6 separate regions of the Mus musculus genome follow, and regions 1, 2, 3, 4 and 5 are each linked to region 6. The links are chromatin loops, found by intact Hi-C in ENCODE. Cell type or tissue: left cerebral cortex. All regions are shown on one strand. Each heading gives the region's core, and the rest is flanking DNA. Links, peaks and the distances in the headings are about the cores only. Region 1 has its middle 34 kb from the start of Gm34097. Region 2 overlaps Antxr2 (anthrax toxin receptor 2). Region 3 has its middle 37 kb from the start of Gm33969. Region 4 holds the start of Gm34097 (a long non-coding RNA gene). Region 5 overlaps 4930467D21Rik (RIKEN cDNA 4930467D21 gene). Region 6 overlaps Gm34029 (a long non-coding RNA gene).

Evidence for each region. Hi-C counts contacts between places; a loop is a spot of excess contacts. Peaks named below come from ENCODE experiments on the same cell type or tissue, not always from the same donor. Only the 100,000 strongest peaks of a DNase experiment are listed, where the experiment ranks them.
Region 1: it touches region 6 in a loop (2.1-fold over the local background); 2 of 42 quality-filtered maps call a loop at or near these places.
Region 2: it touches region 6 in a loop (10-fold over the local background); 2 of 42 quality-filtered maps call a loop at or near these places.
Region 3: a loop joins it to region 6, with 3 times the contacts of the local background. A loop is called at or near these places in 2 of 42 quality-filtered maps.
Region 4: a loop joins it to region 6, with 4 times the contacts of the local background. A loop is called at or near these places in 2 of 42 quality-filtered maps.
Region 5: a loop joins it to region 6, with 2.6 times the contacts of the local background. A loop is called at or near these places in 2 of 42 quality-filtered maps.

The regions. Positions count from the first base shown.
Region 1 is chr5:97,878,216-97,883,291 of GRCm38, reverse strand. No RefSeq gene overlaps it. Among named protein-coding and RNA genes, the nearest start is that of Gm34097, 34 kb to the right of the region's middle. In left cerebral cortex, for the core only: no CTCF peak of the experiment used is centred there; a DNase peak (open chromatin) is centred at 2,771.
Region 2 is chr5:97,898,246-97,903,321 of GRCm38, reverse strand. The region is part of intron 16 of Antxr2 (anthrax toxin receptor 2); the gene reads left to right. Among named protein-coding and RNA genes, the nearest start is that of Gm34097, 54 kb to the right of the region's middle. In left cerebral cortex, for the core only: no CTCF peak of the experiment used is centred there; DNase peaks (open chromatin) are centred at 788, 1,623 and 2,019; H3K27ac peaks cover 1,070 bases.
Region 3 is chr5:97,286,769-97,291,844 of GRCm38, reverse strand. No RefSeq gene overlaps it. Among named protein-coding and RNA genes, the nearest start is that of Gm33969, 37 kb to the left of the region's middle. In left cerebral cortex, for the core only: no CTCF peak of the experiment used is centred there; DNase peaks (open chromatin) are centred at 614 and 2,176; H3K27ac peaks cover 615 bases.
Region 4 is chr5:97,846,476-97,851,551 of GRCm38, reverse strand. It overlaps Gm34097 (a long non-coding RNA gene), which reads left to right and starts at 4,595. Exons shown (of 6, transcript XR_389369.1): 1 at 4,595-4,678. In left cerebral cortex, for the core only: no CTCF peak of the experiment used is centred there; DNase peaks (open chromatin) are centred at 1,735, 2,313 and 3,855.
Region 5 is chr5:97,551,411-97,556,486 of GRCm38, reverse strand. It overlaps 4930467D21Rik (RIKEN cDNA 4930467D21 gene), which reads right to left. Exons shown (of 8, transcript NR_045981.1): 5 at 1,795-1,912. Among named protein-coding and RNA genes, the nearest start is that of Gm34029, 83 kb to the left of the region's middle. In left cerebral cortex, for the core only: a CTCF peak has its summit at 3,157 (motif pointing right); DNase peaks (open chromatin) are centred at 775, 1,413, 1,988 and 3,159; H3K27ac peaks cover 1,005 bases.
Region 6 is chr5:97,639,560-97,644,635 of GRCm38, reverse strand. Gm34029 (a long non-coding RNA gene) reads right to left here. Exons shown (of 2, transcript XR_389368.1): 2 at 1,471-2,696. Among named protein-coding and RNA genes, the nearest start is that of Gm34029, 5.6 kb to the right of the region's middle. In left cerebral cortex, for the core only: a CTCF peak has its summit at 2,272; DNase peaks (open chromatin) are centred at 1,316, 1,795, 2,178 and 2,813; H3K4me3 peaks cover 971 bases; H3K27ac peaks cover 2,004 bases.

The sequences.
Region 1 (5,076 bases), core at 412-4,411, 240 kb before region 6:
AAGTTGATGGAGACATTTCTAGTTGGTGGTTTTACAGATATTATGTTTGGAAATTCTAAAGACAAAATATAATAAGGTTATAATACAAGTATTAGAAACCATTGTAATTTCTTTTTTATATTCTGGTTAACCTTTATTAGATTTTCCTTTCTATTATATTAACAAATTTATTAGAATTTAATTACTATGCTCGAAGTGTTGTATATATACACACAGGGGAAATGTGTGTTGCACACACACACACACACACACACACACACACACACACACTCTAAATGCTTAGACTAATTGGAGCATCTGTTGTATAGTTAAAGGAAGCAGTAGGCTCATGAAGCTAGGAAGTGCTGTCTGTAGTCAGTGTAGCTATAGTGAAGTCTCATTATATTAGTGTTGTCTAGTCAATTTCTATGGAATATTCTGAGAACATTTTAATTTTAGTATATTTCTATATTTACTAGAATTTTATTCAGTCAATTGGGTAAAAGAATGAATAAATTTATTGAAAACCCATAATGTAACAGGCTTCTTGCTGTTTTGTAAAATATATTTTTTGTACTCCTGCCAAAAGAATATTATAATGTGAAAGAACAAGGTATAGAACATACATCTCTATATACATGTTCATATATAAGTTGCTTTCCTCATTTATCAGGATGGGAAGCAGGAAGGGATGTTCTGTGTGGACACCTAGTGAGCAGGTGGCTGGCTGGCTTGAGAGGCCAACACTTCAGTCATACCAAAAGTTCCTCCCAGTTCTGATGTTTGCATGAAAATGATGAAATCAGAGATTTTAGTGTTTATTTCAAATTTGTCATGAGTGCCTTCTTCCTTGTAAAGTTTGATAGTATTAGCTCTGCAAACTGCCAGTTTAGTTACAGAAAAGACATTGAACTCTAACATATAAGTTGACAATTAGTCATAATGGTGTAATTTCTTAGTCAATGTTTTACAGAAGAATTTGTTAGAGCAACAGGTACTATAGTCATATATGACCAAAACCTCTCTTAAGATAAGCAAAACATTAGAAAAGGTATTTAGAGTTTGTTCTGGTCTTCCAGTCTCACTGGGTGTCTTAAATTTTCATATACAGAGGCAAAAGAAAATCCCTATTCTGAAGTAGTTATGAAATCATTTATATATTATAGAAATTTAAAATGTATACTTCCCCCAGTCAACACTAGACAAAAGGAAAATCAAAACAAACGAAAAGCCCACTTGATTAACAACAACTATGCCTGTGTTATGTTGTCCATAGCACATAGTCAACGAGAACTCTTTTGTTGAGTGATTTAGTGTTTAGCATCTGGAGTTTATTCACAGAATGAGCCTTGCACAGACTTACCCTGGTCTTAATGTAGATGACTACTGGAAGAATCCTATACCCCCCAAATCCTAAATTTTATCTCCTAATCGTTAAAAAGTTATTTATATCTCTGATAAGTTATCTTTGCAAGATTGCAAATGTTAGTCATAAATAGAGCAAATTTTAGACATGACTAGAATGTATATTTAAATATGTTCAACCTAAGTAGAAGTATTAGAAACTATTTCCCAGAGGGCAGACCATTAACAATAAACACATCTCTTTCATGAAGGCAAAGGCGGGGGTGGGGGTGGGGGTTGATGGGAAACAATAGATGTGAATGGAAGGGCTGAGCACATTCAAAGCCACAGTTGATAAAGGAAGCTGTTGCATCCTGTGCTCAATTAGGGACAAATCTAAATCTCTTGGCAAGCTCATGGATTCCACCATCTGATTTGTAAAAGCAACTGGAGAAAAACTCAAAATGGGAAACAAAACTGACCAGTTCTAGCAGATGACGCCTATAAATGGAATTTTGACTTGAATTTCTGATGTGAAACCAGACAATGACGATGATGACACTCAAGTTCTCTTCAAGTTATTTTACTTTTAAAAACATCTTTTTAATTCTAAAAGTTTCTGCTAATTAAACAGAGCAATGACAGACCTTCGTTTTCTTTAAATACTTTGTTTGTGTGAGGCTGTCACACAGAAGGAAGGATTATATTTTAAACAATATGCTCAAGTGTAAAAATCTTCAACAAATTCTTAATGTTTTTTTATAGGAGAAATTTTGAGGAGTTTTGTAATGAGCATCTTGAGCCTTCTCTAAGGAGAAAGATATTTCAGGAAATTGGAAAGAATTGTAAATAATTTAAAGAAGCTACTGGGGACTGCACCATGACCTACAGCGTACCTTTGAGGAGATTCAGTCACATATATCACAACACTAAATGCAAACTTAGTGCAGCATCATGGTGGCTTAATAACTCAGTGTACTGCCACTGCCCAGGAACTACTAACCAGATGCATTTCTAACACTAAACCAATCCTTTCAAAAGTTCTTATCAAATGACAGAGAAAAGCTGATTCCTCGGGCTTCCCGGAGACATACAGTGCATGTCTCAAGTTCCTCAAACAGGCCTTATGAACAGGCTGGGGGTCAATTTTCTTTAAAAAATATTTCCCATAACTTCAAAAATCAGTGTGATATATCTCACCTCAAGGTTATAATCACATATGTTCATAATTTCTTGCTTTGAGAAACTTTTAATACCAACGAAATTGAAGAGAGATAGTTTATTTCCCTTTCCCATGGCTATGATGAAGCTCTACATATTTAGTGTTCCAAACGTAACACAAATTTATTTTCTCCCTGATTTCTTTTCTTTGCCTTCTTCAGCTTCTATTGCCGCCTACAATCTTTAGCTTCATCTGCCTCCAACGCACCGCACACCAACCTTCAACAGTCTTCACAGCAGCAGTTGCCTTTGGTCTCCGGCTGCCATATAAAGACCATTGCGACTGTCCTGTGTTTATTCCCATAATTCAGCAGGAACATTGCCTGAAGGTTCCCTTTCTCCATATAGAGTAACAATCATTAGTTCAAGGGAGGAAGACACGAATGTTGCAAGGGTCTTTATTTAGCTCACGCAAACCTGTGAGTTCCCTTTTTTAAATAGCTACTTTTTTTTTAACCTATCACCATAAGAGACCTACAAGCTAGGCTCAGCTCTCCGTGTTAAATCCACCCCTGTGGAAATTCATTATCTTGATACGCCATGACTGGAGCCGGGAGAGACCCTCCATTTGCTCCATTCTTTTGTGCTGCGTGTTTTGTACTGTACTTAAGACTTCACACAATGAACTGAGCTAAGGGTTACACTGCTGGAAGATGTTTGCCAGATGAAAGATCGCCCAGGAGATGGAAGCATGTGGTCAGAGTTTTGTTTCCTCCAAAGCATTTGTGCAGAAGGCCATACGTTAACTAAGTTATTCCTGGAAAGCTTTCTGCTGTCATTCTGAAAAACATTTAAGAAGGTATTTAAATATCACCAGAGACTATGGGCAAAAATACACTGATATTCTAATGCTAACATCAGTAATAGACATATGGACTTCAACAGAACTTCCTCCCACCTGTTAACTGTTTTTCACCCATAATTAAGAATGTTCTCATAAGAACTTGTTTTAAAATTGAAGCAAATCTCACATATATATTAAAGATTGGTAAGCAGCAATTATAAAGATAGTCATAGGTGTGATAAAGTATAAAATGATAAAGATGAGTTAAAGTCTAGGTAGATTGAATTGGTAGAAAAATTATTAATTTTGATCCAGGAGGTAGGAGACATTTTTGTATGTTTCAGATTCTATATCAGTACTTACACACTCTTTTTAAAAAGTACATTTACATATTTAACAATATTATGAACTACTTAGGACATAAACCTTTATATGCTTTGTGAACCTAAGACTTGGCCTGTATCTATAGAGTATCTGAGAGTTTTAAAAAATGTCTTTATGCATACATCATTCTCTCTTTTTTTTTTTTTTTTGGTCAAAAGGTATATTCTAAGTGCATACTAAGTGTAGCATGCTAATTTTGCTAGAACCTATGGAAATGTTAATTTGCATTTTTAAAACATGCTTAGAAGGTGGAAGGGCCTTCTGATGATACTCAGTTGAAAAAGTTATTCTGGCATGAATCCTGAGTGGTCAATTTAAAACATAAACCGGATCATGTACAATGAGATTTCATGCTCAGTGGGACCTGTTTTATGTGGCCAAGCATAGATAAACTCTGTTCCACGGTACCTCATTTTGCCACCACACAATTTCCAGTGTATATGAAGTCTTAGTGATGAATCATGAGGCCTGTAAACCATTCCATTTGTTGCAAAATATTACGTTTGCTTAACTTACAGGAAAGTTAAACCACATAAATTTAATATCCTCTGGGAGAGACAAGGCTGGTGTGCCTGCCAGGGCAAAGTGGTGCTTCTGGAGTGCACTGTGTTTAGGACACTTGAAGACTGTTGGTCTAACATCATTCAGAAGCAGTTACTATTGGATAGAAAAACAAATAGAACTCAAAACACTTAAGGGATAATTAATTCAGAATCTTAACTTTAATTTCTGAGGAATGTGGGGTGAAGTAGCTCTTCACAATGGAAAACCAAGAAAGATGACTATATTTGTTTTTACCTTGTGATAACACTATGTTCCAAGTTTATATTCTAGTCTGTATCCAATACTTCTCTTTCTGACCCACAGGGAGAAGAACAGTGGTATTTCAGGGAAACCAGGAAATGCCCTCTTAGAATGTCCCCAGCACTCAGGTCTTCATAGTGCCTACAGAATGATAGAAACAGTTTTGGGGCCAGAGTCCTGAGGGCATACAAAGTTGACTGGGCTTCATTCCAGAGATAAAAAGGACTATTTGAAAGATGAAAGGATTAGAAGTCAATGAGTTTCCTTTCATCATGAAGAGAAAGGAGCCCAAAGTTTCCCAAGAAGAACCCAGCCAATTCTGCACTGCTGCAGAACACAGGATGCGGAGCAATCTTGGCAGAAAATCTCAAGAGGAAAGGAAGTGTCTTGAGGTTAAGCTCTTGTCTGCTTCCTAATGTTAGCAGATGCCTATCTTGTGCCAGTCTCAGCAGAAGACAATGGGATACTGCAGACAATCCAGTGTCTGCAATCTGACTGTCAGATGGAGACAGGAATGGAACAATAGAGTTTTTCAAAGAGGTAAGAAAGTGTGCTATAGT
Region 2 (5,076 bases), core at 452-4,451, 260 kb before region 6:
TTCAGCATTCATTGCTTGCCATCACCTAATTGCTCTGTCTGACTTTTAAGAAAATATTTTGTTTCTGAGTGTGATCATCTTGTCCTTATCTTTCTGTGTTCAGCTTCTGTGACTTTGCCCAATGTCATCCTGATTCAATTATGTTGTTTTGTTTGTTTGTTTGTTTTTTAATTTCTCCCCCACACCTCTCCCTCTTGCTCCAGCCCCACTTGCTCTGGCCCATAGGTTTGTTTGTTTGTTTGTTTGTTTGTTTTGTTTCTCATTACAGATGGTTGTAAGCCACCATGTGGTTGCTGGAATTTGAACTCATTTGAGCAGTCAGTGCTCTTAACCGCTGAGCCATCTCACCAGCCAGCTTTTTTCCCCCCAGTGCCCCCAATTATGTTGTATATGACCAAATATTCTTTTTAAATGATGAATAACATCTTTTGTATATACCACATATATTTTTTTCTTTTCCTTTAAAATTATGTTCATTTTAAAGAAATAAGTTGTATAAAAATGTTTTTCTTACTTTTTTTTTTTAAGTCTACTAGTAGACACAGGTTGCTTCTGTACTTTGGTTACTGTGAATATTTCTGCCAGTATTTCTGTACACACAAGAGTGCTGTTTTTCCCCTCCCAGGCATTTGGACTGGCATGGGATACAAATACAAAGGCTTTATGTTGGGTGAGATAGAATAACTTCACAACAGATTTTCTATAGAAGAAATGTAATCGGACATCTTAGTTCATTTAAAAATATCTATAGACGTGCTATGTGCAGCTGTCTCGTTTGATGAAGCTGATGTATTTTTGCAATGAAATAGATACTTTAGCTTGCAACTCTTTAACAGAGCTTTATAAATCCTCCTTTCCCTTTTCAGCTTGAAGCCAGAACTCATCCTTTGCGTCAGTGTGGCAATTTCTCCTCTTCCTGACTTGTTAGCACACATGACCTTCTGCCTGTGTTGTTGACATGTAGTTTGTGAGAAGGTGGGGCCAAAACTGAGAGCTCTTGAGATTGAGTTGGGTATATTAGAAATGTGATATAGAAAATTGTTTTGTGTAGGTAGAGGTGGTTGGCTTGTTCTATTTTGATAAAATAAAACTTCTTGCTAACCCATTAACTAAAACCCTTAAAATTGTAACAGAGACATGAGACTGGTTAGGTTGTCTATGCTTAAGGTGCTGTATGCAATTTCTCATCTATAAATATTTGTTACTTAACTGAGTTGTATAGCAATCAGCATTGATCTCATAATCTTGATAGTTGGTACAGCCATTGTTTTAAATATTAATTTTTAACCTCTCCAAATTAAAAAAACAGTAGGACATTTATTTAAGGACCTACTACCTAAGCCCATTTGCTCTTAGACATAAATTGTCTCTTCCCATACAAATGCAGAGCAATAAGAGAAAAAAACTCCTTCCAAAAGTCTCTTTGTCTGGAGAATTGGGAAATGATGCTGAATTGTATGCTAGACTTCGGCTCCGAGGGGCTTTCCTGTTCATAGACACTACCTGATCCAACTGCCAGGCAGACGTAGTAGTTACCCGATGCTGCCTGCCAGCTGCAGCAGCTACTCACAGACTGGTTTAGATGTGTCCTTTATTGCTGATCAGTGAAAGCTGATCTTAGCCATATATGCAAAGCTCTGATATAATCCCTTTGACTGTGGAGGTGAGGTTCACGTCCCCCAAAGACTGGGATGTTACCTATAGACGTTGTGAGTCCCTGGGGGATGGTAAGATTATAGAAAACCATTGTGCTTCCATTGGTGTCTAGTTTTCTTGATACACATGATTCGAGATCACTATAAAAGCAATAGGTTTGCATGGTGTTATCTTTTAAACCAATATTTGTGCCTGGAATTCAGATTTGCTTTTTCTTATTTCCATATGCTCTGTTTTAAACATATGTTAAGATGTTATTTAAAACTAGAAGCACTGAAAAAAAACCCACATAAAATATGTTTTCTTCATTATCCGAGGCTTCGGTGCCATCATCGTTTGGAGTGGGAACGAGAATGTTAAGTTATGTCTGTAAAACAGATTTCAACAGCACCAAATAGAATGCACAGCTGGCTGTCATTCTCCCAGGTGCACTGGTGTTCTCGGAAGAGACTGTTTGAAAATGCGGATATAATTGGCCATTCTTGGGGGGTGCCAACGCCATAATGTTCACTGAGTGCTTTCCAAGTTCCAAAGATTAGTGTTGATTTTGCTGGAAAAAATGTGATTAAAAAAACATACATTCCACATTTCAATCTAAAACCTACACTGTTGCTGTTGGGTTTCCATATAGGTACCATTCAAATAAAAGGATACTGTCATTTCACAGCCTTTCTGTCTGTCGTGGCAGGCTGTTTGGTGGTATATGGCCCCTCAGCAACAGCTTTACAGTTACATTGTAAGACTACATGATATTTAATACCTGATTTATTTGCTTCAGTCATCAAAGGGGTATTTTCAAGTGACAAGTTGTGTGTGTACATGTGTGTGTGTATGTGTGTACATTTGCATATCTGTTGAGACCATAGGTAGATCTTGAAGTGTCTTTCCTCAAGAACCATGAGTATTAAAATGAGACTGGGTTTCTCACTAGCTTGGGGCTCACAAATGAGGCTGGGATAGTTGAATAGTGAATGGCCCTGAACCACCTGTGTCTTCCTCCCTAGGACTGTGATCATAAATGCATACCACAAGGCCAGGCTTTTGTTTTTATGTGGATTCTTGGGCTCAAACTCAGATTCTTTTCCTCGTGCAAACACTATACAAACTGTGTCACACCCCCAAATTCTTTACATGATAAGGCTTTGAAGTTCAATCCACGGAGCACAAACTTTACAAACATTAGAATTTATATCATCACCATCCTTTATTGAAGTTACAGCTTTCTCATCTTTCGTGTTCCCAACTCCAGAGCATGCCTGTGTTCTGTTCTTGCTATAGACTACTACTTACTTTAGTCTTTCACCTCAGGAAGAATAGTGCCATTAATGAAACACAGATGACTTTCCTCATTCACTGTTAACAAGGAATGGTAATTAAAGTTAGTTTATTAAGTTTCATTACTAATTTTTAATTAATTGTGTATATGTGTGCGTGCATGCATATGTGCCTGCTCTGAGTGTATTTGTGTATACCAGGTGTGTGGGAGGCTGTGGCATTAAGAAGAGGCATGCAACCACCTGTAACTGTAGTTTCAGGTGGTTTTGAGCTACCATGTGGGTGCTGGGAACAGAGCCTGAGTCCTATGCAAGAGTAGTAGGTGCCTCGATCTATTAACCCATCTCTCCAGCTCCAGGTTTCATTATTTTAAGAATATTTGTGTTATTTTTTTAATCCAAAATTAACAAATGTTTATAAGTTTTTAAAAATTACTGCCAACTTTGAGCACTTTTTAAAAACACTGGTTTCAGAAAAAAATCTGTACCAAGTGTTCTACATTCTCATTTTCATATTTAATGACATGAATGAGAAATCCCTGATTTGGTTTGGTTGCTGGAATTTTCACAACATATGCGGCAGGGCTATGCTTCTTGTGTGAAGGAGCATCTTTCAAAGACTGATTAAATAACATGGACAGAGAGGGGAATAAATGCTCATGTTAACTGCACCCATTTAAGCCTCTGCATCCTGCTGTGAACAGTGGCGGGGCTGTTCCTCCCTTGCCCAGGTAGGGTGTATGTGGAATTAAGAATTGCTGTGTAACTGGCATATCTACTTCCCTCCATTGTCTCTGTCTGCTGGTGGCTTCCACCATGAAACAGACCCAACCTCCTGCCATCTGCTGTGTGTTCAGGACTGACATCAAGGTCAGCTTCTCTAGGATGCCTGCTGTTGCCCGGTTTAGAACGTTTCCAGCCCGCGATCTGTCCACTTCTCTGCTGTGTCAGTTGCTGGGCTGCATTTGAAAATCCATATGACAAAGGAAAGCAGGAGGACTCTTGCCCAAGGGGTGGTGGTAGCTACTGATTAATTACAAGGCAAGTTAGTGGGCAGTGGCATGTAGGTCTGTAGACATGATGTTTGGCAAGCCAACCACTGCGTTTTGCTTTATAGGTCACTAATCAGTGTGTTGTTAAACTGAAGTTTCAATATCCCTACTAAAAAAATCATTTATAGGAGTCAGAGAATATTGCCTATATAGTTTAAATTTCAAAACTGATTCAATATTTCTTTTTCCTTTTAATTTTTAGAAATATATATATATACATATATATATATATATTTACTTACATTTTTGTTTATTGAGATTGGGTCTGTCTGTGTAGCCCTTGCTGTCCTAGAACTCACAGAACTCACTATGTAGACTAGGCTGTCTGAGAACTCACAGAGATCCACCTGCCTCTGCCTCTAGAGTGCTGAGATCAAAAGTGTGTATCACCATGCCAGTCTGTGATTGTACACTTCAGCAATAACTCATTCATCTGGTATTTTATCAGTTGTACTGTAGGATGATCTCTGAATTAGTATTTACAAGACAGTAATGAGAACAAACCAAAACAAAAATATACAAACAAACAGAATGAAACTGGGGAAAAATGTCACGAGGTTTGTAGTATATGAAACAGAATGATGGGCTGGAAACAAATTCCCAAGCCTGGATGGCTAAGAACAAGAAAAAAAAAACTGAGGCAAGGAGACACTTGCCATAGAAGCATGAAATACTGACTTCATATCCCCAGGGCCCATGCAAAAGGAGGACACGGATACCTGCTCCTGAAGACCCAACATTGCAGGAGACAGAGAGAGGAGGTTCTCAGAGTCCTAAAGGCCACCAGCCTAGGTCCAGGTTCAGTGAGAGTCACTGTCTTTAGGGAACAAGGCAGAAGACGGAGCAGGACATCTAACACACATGTAGATCACACATACACTCTCTCTCTTTCTCTCTCTCTCTCTCTCTCTCTCTCACATACATTCTCTCTCTCTCTCTCTCTCTCTCTCTCTCTCTCTCTCTCTCTCTCTCATAATATAAATGCACATACTGGAAGAGCTAGTATAATGTTGAACTCACTGTACTAGCATCTAATTATGTTTTCTGTTTGTTTTCAGAGAATGTAATAAATTAGTAAATTACATTATTACTAA
Region 3 (5,076 bases), core at 513-4,512, 350 kb after region 6:
ACCCTGTGGAAAAGTGAAGGTGGTTTCTAAGGAACGTTTGAGGTTGTCCTTAGGTCTCTAGACACAGGAATGCACACCAACATACGCACGCACATACACAGAAAAAAAATCATGGGAAGAAGAAGAAGAAGAAGAAGAAGAAGAAGAAGAAGAAGAAGAAGAAGAAGAAGAAGAAGAAGAAGAAGAAGAAGAAGAAGAAGAAGAAGGACAAATTCTACATACAATATGATGCCAATTTTTGTTATATAGTTCATATAACTGTATATAAATCCTCATGTATTATGTACGCATATATAGCATGTGACATCTTTATTAACATAGTTTTCAGTTGTGATATTTAGTTGATTTCCAGAAAACATCGCTGTTGGGAATTAGACAGAAAACAGACATGCAATATTGCAAAGCCAAAGATTCTGCCCTGAGCCTCCTGGGTGAAAGTTTCACAAAGGACCTAGGAGTCTAAATGAAAGATGAACACCAATCGATGACAAGAAAACTCACAGGGTGGGAGTTGCTGTTTGAGTTTGTTCCCTGCCACAGGATCTCTAACTCTGAGTTCTCAGCACTAAGCCTTCTGTCTCTCCCATGGCTTCTGTGTGCAAGCCAACTTTCTTCACACTCTCCTGATGTTTCCTCTCCTAAGTAACACCTATCCATCCCTCCCATCTCAAACACCACCCCCTTCTGTAAGGCAGAACACTGTCCAGAGAAAGTCTTTTATGAAAGAAAAGAAAATCTGTTTCTCCCTTTTATGCTTATCAAGAATGTGATTAAGTAAATGATCAATAGCCTTATCATTTCTCCAGAATTTATGGTTTATGAGGGAAGGGACCAAGGCTGTCTTACTCACCTCTGTGTCTGCAAGAGCCACCAGATGACAACAGCAGACAGCACAGAAACATGTGATTGGGACAATCCTGCACTCTTGAAATGTCTGACTTATTTAAATTTCACAACATCTATGTCCTATTATTAACAAAATTATCCTTTTGTGGGGTAAATGGCACCTGAGTCTCACTCTAGCCTAGAACTCATGACATAATCTAAGCCTGTCCTCTAACTACTGGTAATCCTGCTGCAATGACCACCCAAGTGATGATGTTACAGGCGTGAGCCACACACTCAGGCAAACTTTCCTTACTTTAAAAAGGGGGAAATTGAGGCACTGAGACTCAAAGTTACATACCCAGTAAGAGATTCAAACTCACCTAATCCAGCATCCTTAACTGAATCTATGCCTCCCTAGTGTGGTTCCCCCCATAAATATTAGAAGGATGGATGAGAAACACATTAGCAGTAAAATGTGTACTTGCTATAAATTAAGCACCAGCAGGGACATGCCCTGTAGCAGCTGTAGCTCACATTTCATGGTCACCTGACCATAAAAGAGGCAGAAGACCCTAGCCTTACTATGGAAACACCAGGAACAAAGCCCCATAGACACCCTCATTAAAAATTCTATTATAATGAATTCTTGAGAATAATAGACTGGTTGGGATTTTCAATTCCAATGACAGGAATGTAAGCTTAAAAGGCTTAAGTCAAGGCACATATCTTTTGTAATACGCATATGCACCTGCAGCACTAATTATAGCAACTGACCAACCACAAAGCTCACTCGCATGCTCTCTCTCCCCCCCCTTTCTCCCTCTCCCTCTCTCTCTCTCTTTCTCTCTCTCTCTCTCTCTCTCTCTCTCTCCCCCCCCCTTTCTTTCTCCTTCTCTCTCAGCATGCTCTTATTTCCTGTTAAAATCAGCTTTAAAAGAGGGTCCGTAATTACAAACAAGTTGTGCAGAATAATCAAGCCATTATTGTAATGAGGATGATTCTTGCTAAGGCTTATTTTTAAAAAGCCAAATTATAGACTCCCAGTCTAAATTGTATCTGGGTTTTCTGTCACTTGCTTTCAAATTTAGTCCTGATTTGCATTTCGCCTGACCTACTAGTTAGAGCACAAGTTCACAGAGCCCCTTCTGAAGCAGTAATGAGCGTAGGCACTAAGCAGCATGTAATTGTGTTCAACTGCATGCAAGTGTTTACTTTTTACTGCTGTGCGTCTGCCTCAGAGATTGTTGAGATGCAATTATGCATTGCAAAATTTGCAAGTTGCCAGCCTTGCCTGGACTATTTTTGCCATGTTTCACATTTAAACTGCGTAAGTGCATAAGTAGAGGTATAAACAGCCAGGTTTTCCAGACTAGAAAATTACTGTTACTTAAATGGCAGAATTTCTGCTCCATGGTTTCCTATTTCCATGCCTTGCCTCAGTTACATATCTTTTTAACCATCTGTTTCTTCCTGGCGACCAGTGACAGGGAAGCAAGCAACTGTATCTGCATTACTGTGTGGTTTGACATCTGGTGTCTAAATCCAACCGTGGTATTTATTTGTGAATCATTTAAATATGAGATCATATTAGTTACACTTGCAGATGACGTTTCATCAACATCCTCAAGCCTGTTTATGCCCAGATTGCATACCGTTTTACCTAGAAAGAGAAGAAGTGTGTTTTCCTGCAGGTTGTGTATAAGTTGTATATGTGGATATAAACGTGTGTGCATGTGTGCATGTGTGCACGTGCGTGCGTGCGTGCGTGCGTGCGTGCGTGCGTGCGTGCGTGCGTGCGTGTGTGTGTGTGTGTGTGTGTGTGTGTGTGTGTGTGTGTGTATTCACCTGTGAGGGCTTGTGTGGAGGTCAAATGTTGATACCAGGATCTCTTCCCCAATTCCTTCTCCATCTTGTTCTTTGAGACAGACTCTCTCCTTGAATTCTGAGCTTGCTGAGTTAGCTAGGCTGGGTCAGCAAGCCCCTAGGAATTACTCCTTTCAGCCTCTCAGCACCCGGTATGACATCACATGCAGCTTGAACATGCATTTAGGGGAATCCTAGCTCAGGTCTTCATGTGTGCATAGCATTTTACTCACAGAGCTAGCTCCTTGGCACGATATAAACTATTCTAGGTTATAAAAGTAAATTACATATGAATTAAATGAATTAAAATAGAAATGATGCCCATATAAGGAGTTACAGAGACAAAGTTTGGAGCTGAGATGGAAAGAAGGACCATGCAGAGACTGCCTCATCCAGGGATCCATACCATAATCAACCACCAAAGACAGACACAATTGCATATGCCAGCAAGATTTTCCTGACAGGACCCTAATATAGCTGATTCTTGTGAGGCTATGCCAGTGCCTGGCAAATACAGAAGTGGATGCTCAGAGTAATCTATTAGATGGAACACAGGGCCTCCAATAGAGGAGCTAAAGAAAGTACCCAAGGAGCTGAAGGGGTCTCTAACACTATAAGAAGAACAGCAATATGAACTAACCAGTACCCCCTGAGCTCTTGTCTCTAGCTGCATATGTAGCAGAAGATGGCCTAATCGGCTATCGTTGGGAAGAGAGGCCCTTGGTCTTGCAAAGATTATATGACCCAGTAGAGGGGAATACCAGGGCCAGGAAGTGGGAGTGGGTGGGTTGGGGAGCAGGACTGGGGGAGGGTATAGGGGACTTTCAGGATAGCATTTGAAATGTAAATGAAGAAAATATCTAATAAAAATTTTGAAAAAAAATAGAAATGCCATAGGTAATTGGTGATGTTCAATGCACATCACAAAACTGACCAGTGTTTCCAGAGTTGCTGACATGCTCCTCTTGGAGAGCGCTATTGAATCATGGCACAAAGCTATTGTCCTGGAAGAGGGTGCTGCCGAGCCTGGCTGACCTGGAAATGGTCACTGTGGTCCCAGGAAGGAAAGGATTCTGAAGACCCCCTCTTTTCTTGTAGCTACAAGTGTGCATTCAGAAAGGGACTAACACAGAGGAACTTGGTAAAAATGTTCAACGTCCTTCGCCATCAGAGAAGTGCAAAATAGGACCATTTTGAAATTTCATTTTATCCCAGTCAGAATGGCTAAGACAAAAAAGAAACAAAAACAACAAACAACAAACAGACATCCACAACAAATGCTGTGGCTGTGGTTAAGTAAAACACTGCTCACTGCTGGTGAAGGTACAAACTGGCACAGCCACTATGGAAGCCAATGTGGAGGGTCAACACAAAAGTAAAGATAGCTCTACCTCAGGATGCAGCTATGTCACTCTTGGGCATCTGTCCAAAGGACTCTCTAAATATTCTGCAATAGAGACAGCTGCTCACCTACATTCTTTGCTGCTTTCTTCACAACATCACGGAAATCTAAACAACAGAACCGCCCACCATCAGATAAATGGGTAATGAACATGTGGGCATTTACTCTGAAATATTCAGCTACTAAGAAAAATAAAATTCATGTGTAAGTTGGCAGAGCTGGAAGCAATCCTTCTAGCTGAGGACTCGAACCTGGAAAGACATGTGTCTCACATTTACTCTCATTGGAGGGTGTTAGTTTTGAATTTTCAGATATGCATATTTTTGGTATACCTTTGGAGCCCAGAAAACTACTAAGGGCCATGGGGAGGGTCTTTCTGAGGAGGGGAGGCAGAACACACTGGTGTATGTGGTGAAAGGGGAACAACAGGATGGGAAGGCTTGTGCTGGGGTTGAGGAGGGGAGGGCAGAGTACAGGAGGGAATACCAGAGGGATGCACAATACCAAAGACCTCAGGAAGAAGTCAAATGGAAATCTACTACTTTAGATGCTTCCTAATGTCTCTCTCTCTCTCTCTCTCTCTCTCTCTCTATATATATATATATATATATATATATATATATATATATATATATATATATATACACACACACACACACACACACACACACACACACACACACACACACACAAACATACATGCATACACAATACATACAAATTCCTAAAATAGAATTGCTGAGTAACAGATCAGCAATGCCCCTCCTAGGGGTGGGTTATCTCTTTTGGAATTGTTAACCTATGATGTTTAGTGGTCTATAGAACTACCAGAGAAGTAATCCCCAGTCTTAGTTGTGAACTACAATGACCAGCCTCATGACTTATGCCTTCTCTTGCAATGGTGTTGCTGGCATCTTGGGAGTAACTAACCATTTTCTGAGTAGATTGTTGAAACTCACACCCAGCCTCCTATCTGTCCAAGA
Region 4 (5,076 bases), core at 489-4,488, 210 kb before region 6:
TTTTTTTGGTTCAACCCTTGTAACCTGAACTATCACTATTTAAAAACATTTGAAGACGTTATATTTTAGACCATTTTGCAACAAAATTAAGAAGAAGGTTTGGAGATTTTCCACATGTCCCCCACTATGGGGATACTATAATACTGTAGCAAAGACAGTCAGCAGTTGTCCCAGTAGGACACATTGGTGTCAGCTGGCTTTGAGTGGCCTTGTGTCTTCGTTGCTTGAGAGGTCTCAGAATACTCTGCTGAAATCTCTGTGTGTGCATCAGGCCCAGGTGCCCATGCAGTCTGAAGTTTACCTAGCTAGCTTACCTAAAGCTTACTGGGAGTAACTCATTTGACGTTTCCTAAAAATAATACTCGTCAGACAACATCTAAGGCATGATTTGACACATACAGTCCTAAAAACTGACTTGAAAATATGTAGTCCTTCCTTCTTAGTCCAGCAACTTGCACAGTTATGAGCAGCAGATGGTGAAGGTCGAAGTGATGGAGGGTGGACAAATGTTGCCATTCTTCATGGAGAGAGTCTGGGAAGGCTCAGTCTATGGAAACAGGACTTTCTGTTTTTTTTTTTTTTTTTTTTTTTTTTCCTTCTCATGAGCTTCTCTCACTTTCCAACTGAATCATGACATGTTTCAGTAGTTTTCTTGGGTGGTTATTGTTGCTATAGGCAATAATCATACATTGCCCCATTATTCAACATTACCTCAAATCACCTCTTAGATTCCAAATTCTACCTTTCTTGATAGTGTCCACGTCATACTTCCCCACTGGAATAAAATGGTTGAAGCTAGAATCTTCTTTGTCCTACATTAGTCCCAGACCTTTACTTTTTTTTTTTTTTAATGCTTTCATTTAAAGAAATTTTAAGGCATTTAATTTCACAAATGCGCTAAGGAAGGGGGAAAAAGGAAAATTACTACTCATTTTCTGAATGTTAAAAGCAAACATATTCTTAGAATTTATAAAGTATTATTTAGCTTAAAATTATTTCATAAACAAGTGTTAGGGGAGTGAAACATTTCAGCAAGCAGGTGGGTGGTTAATCAGAAAATAAGTCTTATCCTGACTCATGTACATTCCCAAAGGCTTGGATTACTGCACAGCGGCAACCTTCCCAAGACCACAGCAGACAGACAATAGAGCACAATAATCAAGCAATAAAGAAGGAAGAAAAATAAGCTATGAGCTTTATGTTTTAAATCACAAGGCAGAAGTCATAAACCATTGAAAAATAGCCAAGTAGCAGATAGTATTTCCACAATTTCCATGTGATTTTTAAATCTAATCTAACAAAAATAAATTGTTTGTAAAACAAGTTTTTGCGAACTGTTTATAAATATTTAAAATATTTATATGTAAATATAAAATTTTTAAATATTAGTAAAATTCCCCCCCAGTGGTATCTTGCCTGTTATGCTAAAAAGCTTTTTAATTAGCTGATAGCCACTAAGTAGTTTGCTTAACAAGCTATAGAATGCCTATTTGCGCACAATGGAAGCAATGATGTCTTATAGCTTAAAGATTAACAGAAGAGATGGGCAACAACATTGCACCGGCAGATGATGATTTCTAGGAGGGAAAAAGGCCAATGGTGCAGGGAACACAGAGCAGCTAATCCTGCTGGAAGCCTCTCGGGTGCGCAGACAGGAAGAGCAAGTGCGATTGATTTGGATGAGGAAGGTGTTAAGAGAGTCTTTCCAAGGAGAGGAAGAAACATAAAAAGTAGGAGAAGCTTGGCTCACACCGGGAATTCCTTGTTAAGAGTAAGTCATGTGTGGGTGCACGGGCTGGGCATGCAAATTAAGGTGAACCTATCAGAGCCCATGCCTGAAGTCATTGTGGATTTATCAGTACAACTCACAGCAAGATCAAGCAGGTGGTACGAGGACACATGGGTTAAATGGGATTACAACTGAGATAGGAAGAACATTTGAAAGGATGTTGGAGTAGGAGAGTTAAAAACAAGGATGGTCCCAAAGCAAGGTAGTCAGAGCAGTGTGGGTGAGGACAGATCACTGTAAAAGTGAGAATGCCTTGATATGAGTAGGAGGGCAACGGAAGAAAGTAGGTCAGAGGTGACATTCAGATCACTGAGTTCAACAATAAGTGTGATCCTGCACAGAGGAGCCAACGGAAAGAAAGTGATCTGGGGGGTGGAGGGTAGACCATTCAGCTGAGATAGGTCTTATTTACAGCATCATCTTGAGATTTCCAGTGTAAATACCCACAAGTAGTCTCATGTAAGGGTTGAGGAAGCCATCCCTGCTAGAGATGTACAATTGAGAATGATAGCAGTTGACACCACCCACCAGCATGAGTACTTTATCCAAAAAGACTGGATGAAGACCAGCCCTGGAGTGATGCTGAATCTTTTATGCAGCTGGAGAACTGGAAGTTACAAAAGAGACAAAGAGAAGTAACTGATGAAGGGTGAGGCTGGGCTCCTGGAGTCAAGGGAGTTGAAAGAAAGAATGAGGGTCATGGGCTACAGTGCTGTGAAGATATTAGGGCTAGAAAAAAAAAGAAATATGATTGCATAAATTGGCATTTAAAAAATGTATAGATTCAAGAGTTAAAAATTCTTGTTTTTAGTGAGTCTGACAGAAATCAGATAGAATCTAAGAGACTTTCAGGCAACTTGGAATGCCTGGCCATGCTATCTGTACATGCAGTGCTGTGGTAGGAGTGAGTGGTGAAATACCAAGCCCTCAACTGCAAATCCTTTCTTCACTATTTATTTTAAAGGAGAAGACACTCAGAGGTAGTTAGGGAGAGAATCTTTTACTTGCAGAGTCTGAGTGAGTATTCTATGTGAAACAGAAGGAAGAGAGGGAGAGGGAGGAGAGGGAGGAGAGGGAGGAGAGGAGAGGAGAAGAGAGGAGAAGAGAGGAGGGGAGAGAAGAGGAGAGGGAGAGAAGAGGAGAGGGAGAGAGACAGAAAAGGTGAGAGAGAACAGATATAGTGAACACGTGGGTGTGAGTGGCGACATGTGAAATCAATTTCACTGGATTGTAGTTTTTCTTCATTGTAGAAGGTGAGCTGGGGACCTCTGGCTGAGAGTGAAGGATGAGAGCACACAAGAAAGGCTTTCGAAAAGCACTTAAGAATGGTTGATCTGTGGAGGGAGAGATAGATTCGTTTGGAACCCACAACAGGATTTTCTGGAAATGTTAAGGGCCAGCAGATCACCATTGCCTTGTAGTGATATAGAGAAAACCAGTTTGGTGATATATTCCCATCCTATACATTTTGAGTAGGAGGGCTTGTGGTATCGCTCATGCTGAGGCTACAGCAAACAAGTGAGGTAGAAGGAGACAAATAAGGAAGGAAGAATCAAAGGCCTGATTCAGGTGAAGGTTATTTTGCACATGGGATATGGGGACAGGAGAGTGAGGGGGAAACTAAGAATGGAAGAGTCAGTACCTTTCAAGTTGCGGGAGGGTAAGAAAGAAAGTTATTAACAACAGGAATGAGATGGGTAGAAGAGAAGAAAAATGCCTGAACTAGACAGAGCCAAGTCTGTAGAGCATGGTCTTTGGGTCTTGTCTCTATTAGGAACTTCTGTCTATTAGGCACTTATCTCACCCAAACTTGCTGTTTTATCTTGTCTCTGGGTTTGCCCTGGGATTTTGTGTCTTAGTGTCTCTTTGGTCTTCTTGGCTCTCTCTATATGAACTAACGCATGAGGAATTCAGGAAAATCACTTTCAAAACACAGGATCCTCCCCGACCTACAGCTTTCTCATGCTGAGATCTTAAAAACGTTCAAATTCCAGACTGCGAAGTAGCACTCTTCTACCTAAATAACTTTCCATGTAAGTCATCAAAATCCATTCCGGTACTTCCAGATGGGGGAAGTGACTGGAATCCTTCCGCTGTAGGAGAGGGCTTGTCATCCTCTGTTCTCTCCTTCCTTTCTCCTACCCACCTTCACCAAATGCATTTTCAAGCTTTCCTGAGGATTTTGCTCCAATTCCAAGAACTTATGGTTGATTTATCTCTGTTTGATTTTGCGAAATGGTACAGATACTCAGCTTCTTCCCAAAGCAGTCTTGATTCTCACATGCCTGCTCACTATGTCAGTTCACACTGCTAGATACTGTCGGCACCCTCAAAACCCAGAGGCCTTGACTTGATGGTGATGACCATGTTGCTATGGTGATTCTGCAGCTGGCCAAGTGCTTACCAGTTGATTTTTCCCAGCTGGAATTTTTTACAATGGCTTTGCTAAGAGTGAAATAAAATACATTTTCCTCCTCACATGAATGCTGTAGCAAAGATGGATCAGTATGGAATTTCGAAATAACCAACCCTGAGGAGAAAACAGGAGAAACACGAGAAAGCTTGTGGGTAGGGGAAGTCTCTGGAACCTTAAAGACCACTAATATTTTTGTAAGGTGAAAGAGTAGAAGACAACGAAGCTAAACTTGGCCTGTCTTTCACAGAATAGATATTATTACAAGTTTAGGAACATTTAATGCATATGCATGTATGCACAAAATGTATATAAAACTATTCGGTTATGAACATCTTTGTTACTCACTAGGCTAGAGTATAAGAAATAAAATTGTGTGCTAGAGTTGAGACTCTGATGCTTGGACTAAGAAAATCACCTGCAAAATTGCTTCTGCTTCTAACTCTGAAGACTACATTGGCATTAAGTCAAATGAGGTAACAAGATTCACATTTTTTTTTCTTCTGTTACTTAATTTGTTGCCCGGAGTCTTAGTTACTTGTCTTGTTGCTGTGCCAAAGCCATCTAAGGGCAGAGTGTTTTTTTGACTCACAGTTGGAAGGTAGAGTCCATGGTAGGGAGGGAGTCCTAGTATGACAAGCATATTGGGCATGATAGATACATTAGTCATATGGTGTCTACAGTTAGGCATCAGAGTGGTGAGTGCTGGAGTTCAGCTAGCTTTTGTCTTCTTACCAAGTCTGGAGGCCAAGCCCAGAGAACATAGCTGTCCAAGTTTTGAGTTGGTCTTTCTACCTGAGACAACATAATGAGGAAAACGCTCAGTCATAACAAGCAGTGAGTCTAATCTTGATCATTGTTCATGACTATGCCT
Region 5 (5,076 bases), core at 306-4,305, 88 kb after region 6:
AATATCATGGTGATAGTAAAATTTCATTCATTCCTTCTTGACAATAGGTTGAATATTTTTCATTTTTTTTCTTTCTGTTTTGTTTTGTTTTGTTTTGTTTTTAGAGACAGGGATTCTCTGTGTAGCCCTGGCTGTCCTGGAACTCACTCTGTAGACCAGGCTGGCCTCAAACTCAGAAATCCACCTGCCTCTGCCTCCCAAGTGCTGGGATTAAAGGTGTGCACCACCACGCCTGGCTTTTTTTTTTTTTCCTATTTTTAAAGCTATAAAATGTACTTGAGGGTTAAGTGTGCTTTGTTCCCTTTCAGTAACTGATTTCTGCAGATCAAGTGGCTCTTTTCATATTCATCCACCTGCTAATCTGGGATCATTTTGAAACTGAGTGTGCAGAAAAAAAAAGAAGAGATCACAAAGCTATTACATCTTGAGATTTTTAAAAATATAAAACAATAGAAAAATAAGGACATACTCCAAATGACTCATTTGTTTCTTAGTTCTCCACCACTTAGTGACAGTAGCTGGGAGAATAAAGGTATCACCTCCTTGGCACATAGGGTTCCAGGAAGGACACAATTCTATTTCCTTCAGCCTCACCATAAAGATAACTTATTTGCTTCTAATTAATGAGGACCCAGAGTCTTTCTTCTCGGCACTGAGCATTGCCTCCTGTTCTGTCTATCTGGACAGGCTAGCTGTGTGTAGACCAGTTTGTGAGATTCTGAAGTCAGAACTCTGTGGCTTTGCAGCAGTGATAAACCCTACTTTTGGTAACTGTGAATTTATGTTCCAAAGTGGCATAGACTACGCATAAGCTGCCACAGAAAAAGCAATAGCTAGGTTAAGTTTTTTGGCTGTCTTTAGGGATCAGTAGTCCCAGTGTTTGTTTGCCAGTCATTAAAAAGAACTGAGGGGGGCTGGAGAGATGGCTCAGTGGTTAAGAGCATCGACTGCTCTTCTGAAGGTCCTGAGTTCAAGTCCCAGCAACCACGTGGTGGCTCAAAACCATCCGTAATGAGATCTGATGTCCTCTTCTGGTGTGTCTGAAGACAGCTACAGTGTACTTAGATATAATAATAAATAAATCTTAAAATAAAAAAAAAGAACTGAGGGTGTTCTGTTTGTTTGCTTTTGTTTTGTTTTGTTTTGTTTTTTCCTTTTCCCTTAGTGGAACAAAAAGCTCAGATTAGTGATACAGAGTGGAGATAAGAAAAATCATGATCTGGGAAATGGGAATTGGACTGAGAGCGATTGGAAATCCAGTTCTCTCTGTCCCACAAGCACCGAGCTTGCATGAGGGTGTAAACCATGGGTATCCGTCAGAATGCACACTGGTGAAAGAATGCTGTTTTGTAGGATGGAGGTGAATCTTCTCTGGCTCCCTCACCATCATGTCATAGCATCGAATGGTGGAGAGAGCCTTCGATATGATGCCATTTCTCTTTAATTTCTCATCAGTGCATCATAAGGTAATTAGGAATGCATGCCCTAATTGGGGAAAGCAAAGGAATGTGCTAGGTTTGAGAGAGAAACATTCGGGGCTCCAGGAGAGGTCCAGCCTTCATAGGGCAGCAGTATGCCTGCAAGCTCTGTTAAATGCATAGAGACTGATGTATCACACTGCTGCTCATACTTGGCCTATGCCAAATACACTTTCCAAAAAGCCAAATGATTAAATAACGGTTGCGAAAGAAAGCAAGGAGCTGAGGCAAACAAACCTAGAGAGCAAACGTTTGGGAGAAAGCCTTGAGCGAAAGTAACGGCCATGCTTTGTAAAATCAGTAAGGTGATTGTTACCTTTCTAAGTCCTTGGGGAGAAAATTATCTTAAAACGCATTAAGCCTGTCTCTCTCTCCCCTAGTAAATCCAGTCAACAGAATTTAAAGTTGGGAAGAAGCCCAGAAGGTTTGAAATTCTGTAAGGAAAAAAAATAAAGAGTATATTTTTAGAATTATGGTAACAGCTGCTAAGGAATGTATTTCTATTTGTAGTTAGTCTGAGCTGCCTAACATGAGTGTGTGGTAGAGAAAGATAACGCGGACAAGGCAGGAGGAGAGAACACGGCAAAGTGAGCACCGTCTTTGCTTGTTGTTAAGGGGGAAAACTGAATACTAAAGATGGCATTCTATCAAAATAAAACTCCAAATTACATACCCAAGAGCTCGAATTAGCTATCTAGCCTTCCCAGTTTCTGAGTCTCTGTGTTTCTTAACTATTTTTAAGACTTTCCTAATGGAAGCTTAGGGAACATTTACATGATAACATAGGTCTGATTTAAAAATCATCTTCAGACATTCCTACCTGTGCAACTGCTTGTCAAGTAAGTAATCTATCAGAACTGTGTGTAGCATGCTTAGGCAAAGGTTCCATTGACCTACCAGATGATTCTGCAAATGGCTAAATTAATTGATCATTGATTATTTTCTTATGGTATAACTTTAATTTCTTGGTTTTATGAATAAGCATGGAATGAATCAAAACACTATGCACTGCAGACTTTTTATGTGATGAAATGCGTAACAGAGTCAAGATTGTGTTTTTTTTCCAGCTGGGCAGTGGTGGCGCACACCTTTAATCCCAGCACTTGGGAGGCAGAGGCAGGTGGATTTCTGAGTTCGAGGCCAGCCTGGTCTACAAAGTGAGTGCCAGGACAGCCAGGGCTACACAGAGAAACCCTGTCTCGAAAAACCAAAAAAAAAAAAAGTTGTGATTTTTCTATGATTGGCTGTTTTGACAAGTAATGACATCATCATATGTCTGAGAAATGATTTTTAATCATGCAACAATGTATATATTTATGGTATGTTTCTGGTTCTTAAGCTTCTTTCAACTTTGGAATTAGAGGCAGAGTCTCTTCTTCATGAAAGTGAGCATGTTTTTGCTATCAACGTCTTCCATACCTGGAGCCAACCTATCACTAACATCAAAATTATATACCATGAATACAGTTTGTAATCTAGGTACTGCTAATAGAAAAGTAATTTATTGTTTCAAAGGTTAATAACATGTTATGACTAATACAAGACACTAAATGGTTATTTGTGAAAGGCAGTGTATGACAATGTTTCATGCTCTTTTTAAGATTTGTTTATTTTTATGAGTTTGCTTTGCCTGCATGTATCTATGGACAATACATGGGTGCAGTGCTCACAGCGGCCAGAAGAGGGCAGTGGAACTCCTAGAACTGGGGCTACAGATCGTTGTGACCACCTTGTGGCTGCTGGGAACAGAATCCAGCTGGTCTGAAGAGCATCCATCCGGGACACTTAACTTCTGACCCATCTCACTAGTTAAATCATAACAATTATTCATTGATCTGGAAAAACACATTTTGATCCTTAGTTTTACTTTTCCTCAATTGTATTGGAAATGTTCTGTAGGTTTATAGATTAGACAATTAATCTGGAATAAAGTCAACACATTATATTTTTCTAATTCTTGTTGTCATTGTTTTCTTTTAGTTGCTGTGATAAAACATCTTGGGAAGAAAAATCATAATTTCACCTTCCGGGTTACAATCGGTCATCGAGGGAAGCCAAGGCAGGAACTTGGGGCAGGAACCTGGAGGCAGGAACTGAAGCAGAGACCAAGCAGTGATTCTGCTTACTGGCTGGCTCCTTATTCCTTGCTCGTGATCAGCTTGCTTTCTCGGATAGTCCAGGACCACTTACCCAGGAGTGGCATCTTGTAAATGAAGTATATATTTCAGCTAGCCCACATAAAAGACACAGAAGCCTGGTATTTTATTTACAAGGTAAGCCTCGATTGGTCAGATTCTATGCAATTCTCACCTACATCCAAACCATGCACCCTTCCTTCCACACTTGCTGTGTGAGTCTCTCCTGGGCTGCTTCTACTCCAGCAGTCTATAACTCAGAGCGCACTTCTCTTGGCCACATGCTCTTGGTCCATCCTGTCTAATGGAGACCTCCTGATCCCTCATTCTTCTTTCTCCTTCTCCCCCATGGTCTCTCTCAAGACCCCTCACTTGATTGTCAGGTCCTGCCTTCCTCTCTCTACTGCCCGATCACAGGCTCTAGCCTTCTATAAACCAATAGTTTTAAACTGGGGAGTAAGGGTTACACAACAAAGGACCCACATTATATGCCAATATGTTGTTGGATATTTAATAACTTCATTAGTTCTTATTATGACCTGGGAGCCCCCAGTAATCGCGACAGAGCCCTATCGACTTATTTAATCAGTCTTAGAAGTTATAGGGCAATTACCTAACCTACTTTTTCTATGCTGGACTAGCTGTTTCCCAGGTGTGCTCCCAAAGAGACTATTAGTTAGCAATCAAAATACTATTTATTATTTGTTGAGTACTTTTATATATCAAGGGCAACTCTAAGAGTATTGTATATTTAACCTCATTTTATTCAACCTCATGTTATTCTCAAAGTTAAAGTACACCAGAAACTGATATCATCTGGAGTATGAGGAGTTTTAATTAAAAGAAAATTATTGCCCCGAACCATTGGTATCTGAATGATGAAATCTAAGTCTAGAGTTGAAAGATTCAAGCTGTTATTGTAGGTTTAAATGACACATTTGATATCTATATCTGACAGTAATCATTGATTATAACTCCCCCAAAGGTCATGATGTTTATTATTTGAATTTTGGTTCCTATTTTGATTGACAAAATTGCCATAAAGAGTATACTAATACTATCACTCTAGAATATTGAAAAATACTAATATATCTGTATGCAAATTTTTTTAGAGATTCACTTTCTAAATGAAGTAGAAAGGGACATAGAATATTCATTGAAGTTTAAGCTGAAAAACTGTAAGTTTGGAAGGGGGTTCAGACTGACTTTATTTTTTCAAATATTTATTATTATTTTTATTTATTTATTTTTCTTTTTTTAATTAGGTATTTTCCTCATTTACATTTCCAATGCTATCCCAAAAGTCCCCCATAGTCACCCCCCCAATCACCTACCCACCCACTCCCCCTTTTTTGGCCCTGGCATTCCCCTGTACTGGGGCATATAAAGTTTGCAAGTCCAAAGGGCCTCTCTTTCCAGTGATGGCTGACTAGGCCATCTTTTGATACATATGCAGCTAGAGA
Region 6 (5,076 bases), core at 607-4,606:
TAATTTATCCTATGTGTAAATCTGATTTTGCATGTGTCTGGATTTCCTGTGGCCAGGTATACCTGTATTTCAAAAATCCTTTTTCAAGAAATGAATAAAATGAGCTTCAAGTTGCTTCCTATATTTTCTGAATATAGGGAATAGTTTATATGATTCGGGATTTAAACTTTGCTTCCTGAATAGAAATTCATGTAAATAAATCGTTATTGGAAATGTATTTATCCAGAGCTTCCTCATTCAGTTCTGTTTACATTCACCAAGTAACCAACATTCTTCCTCACCTTATTGAAAATGTTTTATCATTACTTAAACATTCACACCTCCTGAAACACAACCACTTTAAAAAGGGAAGATCAATTTGCTAGGCAATGATTTTAAAGCATTCCATTTTGTTGCAGAAAGTTAGTATCTGTGTATTTGTTCCTAATGCCCCTCCAGAATGTATGTCCTAAAGTGACTGAAGCCAACACCTATTAACATTATTCTCTAGGTAGCTCCTCTGCTGTTACTTGAAAAACATCCCTTTCCTTTGTATATCATATGTATTTTTCTTTAAAGGACCATGGTCCAGGAAAACAGGTTTAGGTTATCCAAAATTCCATGTTTCAATGTAGAAGCAGTTTCATAAAGTTTTATACTGTAACAGAACAAAGAAAGTCATAAATAATGACCAGTTTAAGCACACTGGTGGATATATCTGAGACATGGTTACAGAGAGGTGGGAAAGTTTTTGCATAGGCCTCAAATGCTATTTGCTGACATTTTTACCTCTGAGGCTGGTAAAAGCTAGGGCTCTACTAAGTTAATAGGTTCCAAAAGGTTTTTATAAACTAGTCACAGGATGTTAGTTCAGAAACGGAGATGGGCAGGGAATTGCTATTCCAGTTGCTAATGCTAGGCCAAGATAAACTGTAGTTAGCCTCTGGACCTGCAACATCCTAACCTCCCTACATCCCTGACTCTCTAGCAGTCAGTCAGTCTTGGCAAACCAATTGTTTCTTCTTTCAAGGAATTTTCATTCACAGCAATGTCATGTACTTTTAAGAACACTGACAGAAGCATTTTCCATGCTCATGAAGAATTATTTTTTAAAAAAGGATACAAATGAGAAATATTCCAGATATTACTTTTTAAAAGTTAGGGTATAATTTCAATTCTTTGAAAATACTATGGCATCTGACTCAAGAGAAACTGCTTTCTAAGTAATAATTTCTAACAATTTATTTAATATACAGAAAACTGAATCACAGACTGAGAAACCAAATAAAACCAAGCGGCTGGTGAGTAAGTGGATCTTAACCCAAAGCTCAGCATGAGTCAGGTTAGCATCTCAGCCGTGGAGGATGAAACACCTTGTGGTAGGAGGAGGAGGGAATGGGGAAGAAGGGGAGGAGGAGGAGGAGGAGGAGGAGGAGGAGGAGGAGGAGGAGGAGGAGGAAGAGGAGGAGGAGAAAAGAGACATCTACTAGCTGCTTCACACACTGTTTTTATTTTGTCCAACTGATGTCTTGGATGCTAGTTAGTTTACTTCTGGTACTTCCAAGAAAATAAGATTTCATCCATTCATTCATTCCGTAATCATTTCCTTAGAATTGGCTCCACGATAGGCATTCACATAGGTGGGGTTGGAGAGAATTTACAGGCTGGCAATACAACCTCATGTTCAGCAAGTTAAGCACAGATGAACCAAGAGCCTCCTAATATCATCTTGACCCCTTTCTCCAAGCAACCGCAATACAGAACGCAGTCCTGGAACCACACTGCCTTGTTTTAAACACCACCTCTCTCCTTGCCCTCACGAAAATAAAACACTGTGTCTTTCTGCTGGAGGGTTCTAAGATGTGAAACGGCAGTACTTGCTTTACAAATCGCTGTAATGAGCAATTAGGTATATTTTCAAATAACTTGAAATTTTCTGAATCAGCCAAACATAAATAATATTCGCTAAACATTAGAGTCACGGGGTATTATGTTTGCTCCCTTCAAAAGTGAGAGCCCTTGGCAGCAGCTCCAAACATGGCCCGATCTCGCGTTATTTTAAGTCTTTCTCGGTTCCCTTCCGTGTCCTTTAACTCGCGTGGAGCATCTCATTTTCAGGCACTTTTTAGTGGCTATTTCTGCAAACAGAACAGCTAGCAGTTTGGTGATGAAATCAGGGCAGTTTGAGACGTCGCACGCTAACTAGTTACACTGTACAAAGCCTAACAGTTTGCTTTCTGTTTTTAAAGAAGCATTCGTTCAGCCATCCTTGCGGCAGCACATGTAATTGAAAAGAGGCATATGGAGACCAGCATGCGAAGCCTAACAAACACTTCAGAGTGGCTTAAAAACTATGCTAATCAGTTTAGAAAACCATGATCATTTTAATCTAAAAAAATAATAAAAAATAAAACAAAATACAAAACTTTCTTAAACCTATGGTGATTTTTGAAGCAATATAATCATTCCAGCATTATCTAGAATTGGCTTTATTTTCTCTCGGCCTGGAAGGTCCTGCAAATTATAGAAATGGAAGGAATGAGAACACCCATGACTTGTAGTTTCTGGAGGACAGATGAATTCTTAAGGGAGATAAGCCAGGACACCGGCCCACGATCAGGGTCGGAGTGCACACTGCTCCTAGCAGTGGCTTGGAGACCCTCGGGTGGGCTCACGACGCGACGCTCCTTCCTCTGCAAGAAGATGCTGAGCATTACCTGAAAGCAAGGAAGGCATCAGATGAACAGACCTTTATAACAGAATGTGCATCTGCCAAGACAAAAATACACGGCAAGCTTCTGGTGTTGGCGCGCTGACAGTATGAGCAAGCTGTCTTAGGAGTGATTTTGCAAATCATTTGAGTTTAAATTCTATATAGGCCGTAGGGCCCCTGGAGCATCACTTTCTATATTTGGCCTCCCCGTTTAGCTATGTTTGGAATAAATAGGCTATGGATCAAAATCATGGCCTTTAAGAGTTTTGCATACACTGACTAGTTCTGCCTATGCATCATAGGTGGATTGGGCGATGCATGCCAGTGTACGCATGCATACACATGCACTCGCAAGGCTTTTAAAGTGTATTTTTAAATCCCCTCCCCTCAAGTTCAGCTCTCTGGCACTTCATAACCCACAAGCTGCTGTTTCTTTTTCCAGAGAAGTTCAGTTCGATGGAGGGGCCAAGAAAAATGAGCCCAACTGATGACTGCAATCTCGGGAAAAAATATGCTTTTTATCAGAGACCACATGTTGCCAATGCCAATTAAAGTGAAGCTGGGAGATTTCATCAGATTCCAACCTGGAGAGGAGGGACAACATGCCAAGTGTAAGAAAGGAAAAGTATGCTTCAGGTTGTTCATTCAAGGTGAGATCCAAACATTGAAGGTGGGCAGCAGATTGTTAAACACAAGATTTAAAACAAAATGCACAGCAGAGGTAATGTCGTGGATTTTGACTTCAGCTGACCTAGATGGAATCCTGGCTCTGTAACTGACCTGCCGGAAAAACTTTCCCATCTACAGCACTTAGTTCCCCTATTTGTCAATCAGGGATCACTGAACACTACCTTAAAACAAAAGCACTTAAAAAATATAATATTGTGAATGAAAGTACCATTCTCATAATACTTCCTTAGAAGACATTGGAGACAATTTTTTTGATTGTTGGTAGACGTACTTACAAGTAGCCTCACTTTGTTTCTAAAGGATTATGGATCTTTACATCCCCAAACCCTAGTAAATATTCTTTCCATTGTTTACGTGTCTTTTAATGTTTGGTAAGCAGAGTAATAATATCATGATATGATCCTATACTTTTGTTCTGGACATCAGTTGATGTCATATTTATGTATCCATCTCATTGCATCCCGTCAGGAAGTAGTGTGCTGAGTGTTAAAAGTTTCACTTCTGTGCTAGTTACTTCTGCATGGCTGTGATAAAAGTGACCAACAGAACTGGAAAGGAAAGAAGATTCGTGTTGGCTGGCTTGGGGGTTCAGAGGATTTCAATGCATAGTGAGAGACGGGCTCCATTTATGTCTGCCGAAGCATAAGCAGACGTTGTACCCATCACAGCAGACCAAGAAGCAGATAGCAGGAAGCAGGAAGCAGGAACCAGTTCACCTTCAAAGACCTGCCCATCCTGACTTCTGTGTACAAGCTGGCCTCATGAATTTGATCCCTGAAACTCACACAGTGGAAGGAAAAATTGTCTACTATCTCTGGCCTCTACACTTTCACCAAGGTGTACACACACACACACACACACAGAGAGAGAGAGAGAGAGAGAGAGAGAGAGAGAGAGAGAGAGAGAGAGAGAAAGAGAGAGAGAGAGAATAAATGCAAAAAAACCACCAAAAGTAGGAGGAGTTTCTTATTCAAATGAGCATGGCATTTTACCCTAAGAAGTGGACATGAGGACTGTAATTTACAAAAAAAAAAAAAAAAAAAAAATGGCTGGATACTTTTTTCCTGCTTTCCCATGTGCTGTACTTATGAGAAAATCATCCTCATAACTCCTTCTATTAGTCCAGAAGCCTCAGAAATCATTCACTTTTCTTCTAGAGAGAGTCACCATGCATTTTTATAAGAGGTGAGAAAAGCCTCTTACTCAAAGTTTTCCTTTAAGCCACTTAAGGAATTGGAAGTTTTGAGGATCCTGTCTTCAGATCAGATGCGGACTGACTTTGCAAAGCCTGAGGTGGTGCCAAGGCCAGTGATGGAGAAGGTCTGTGCTCCTGATTGGATCTCAAAACACTAACCATGTACATTGTGTCTATTTCCCTGGATGCTTTGCTCCTATCCAAATATAGATATTCAATTACTCAAAATGGTTACATTATAAAATAATGCATAATAATATCTGCAAAACTGATGTTTGTTTTCCAGATTTTATTTATGGAGACTTGCAATAAACAATTTTTGACTTTATATCACATCTGTAAAATGAAAGTTCTTGGAAGACCTTTGAGTGTTCAGAAAATAGATCAAATGGCTTTGAAGAATTGTGCAGTTGAATGCAAGTCTAAAGTGAAAGCAAGAGCTGCTTTTGTTTGCCTGCTGCATTAATATGCTGAACATCTGAGATAGTCAGAAAATGTA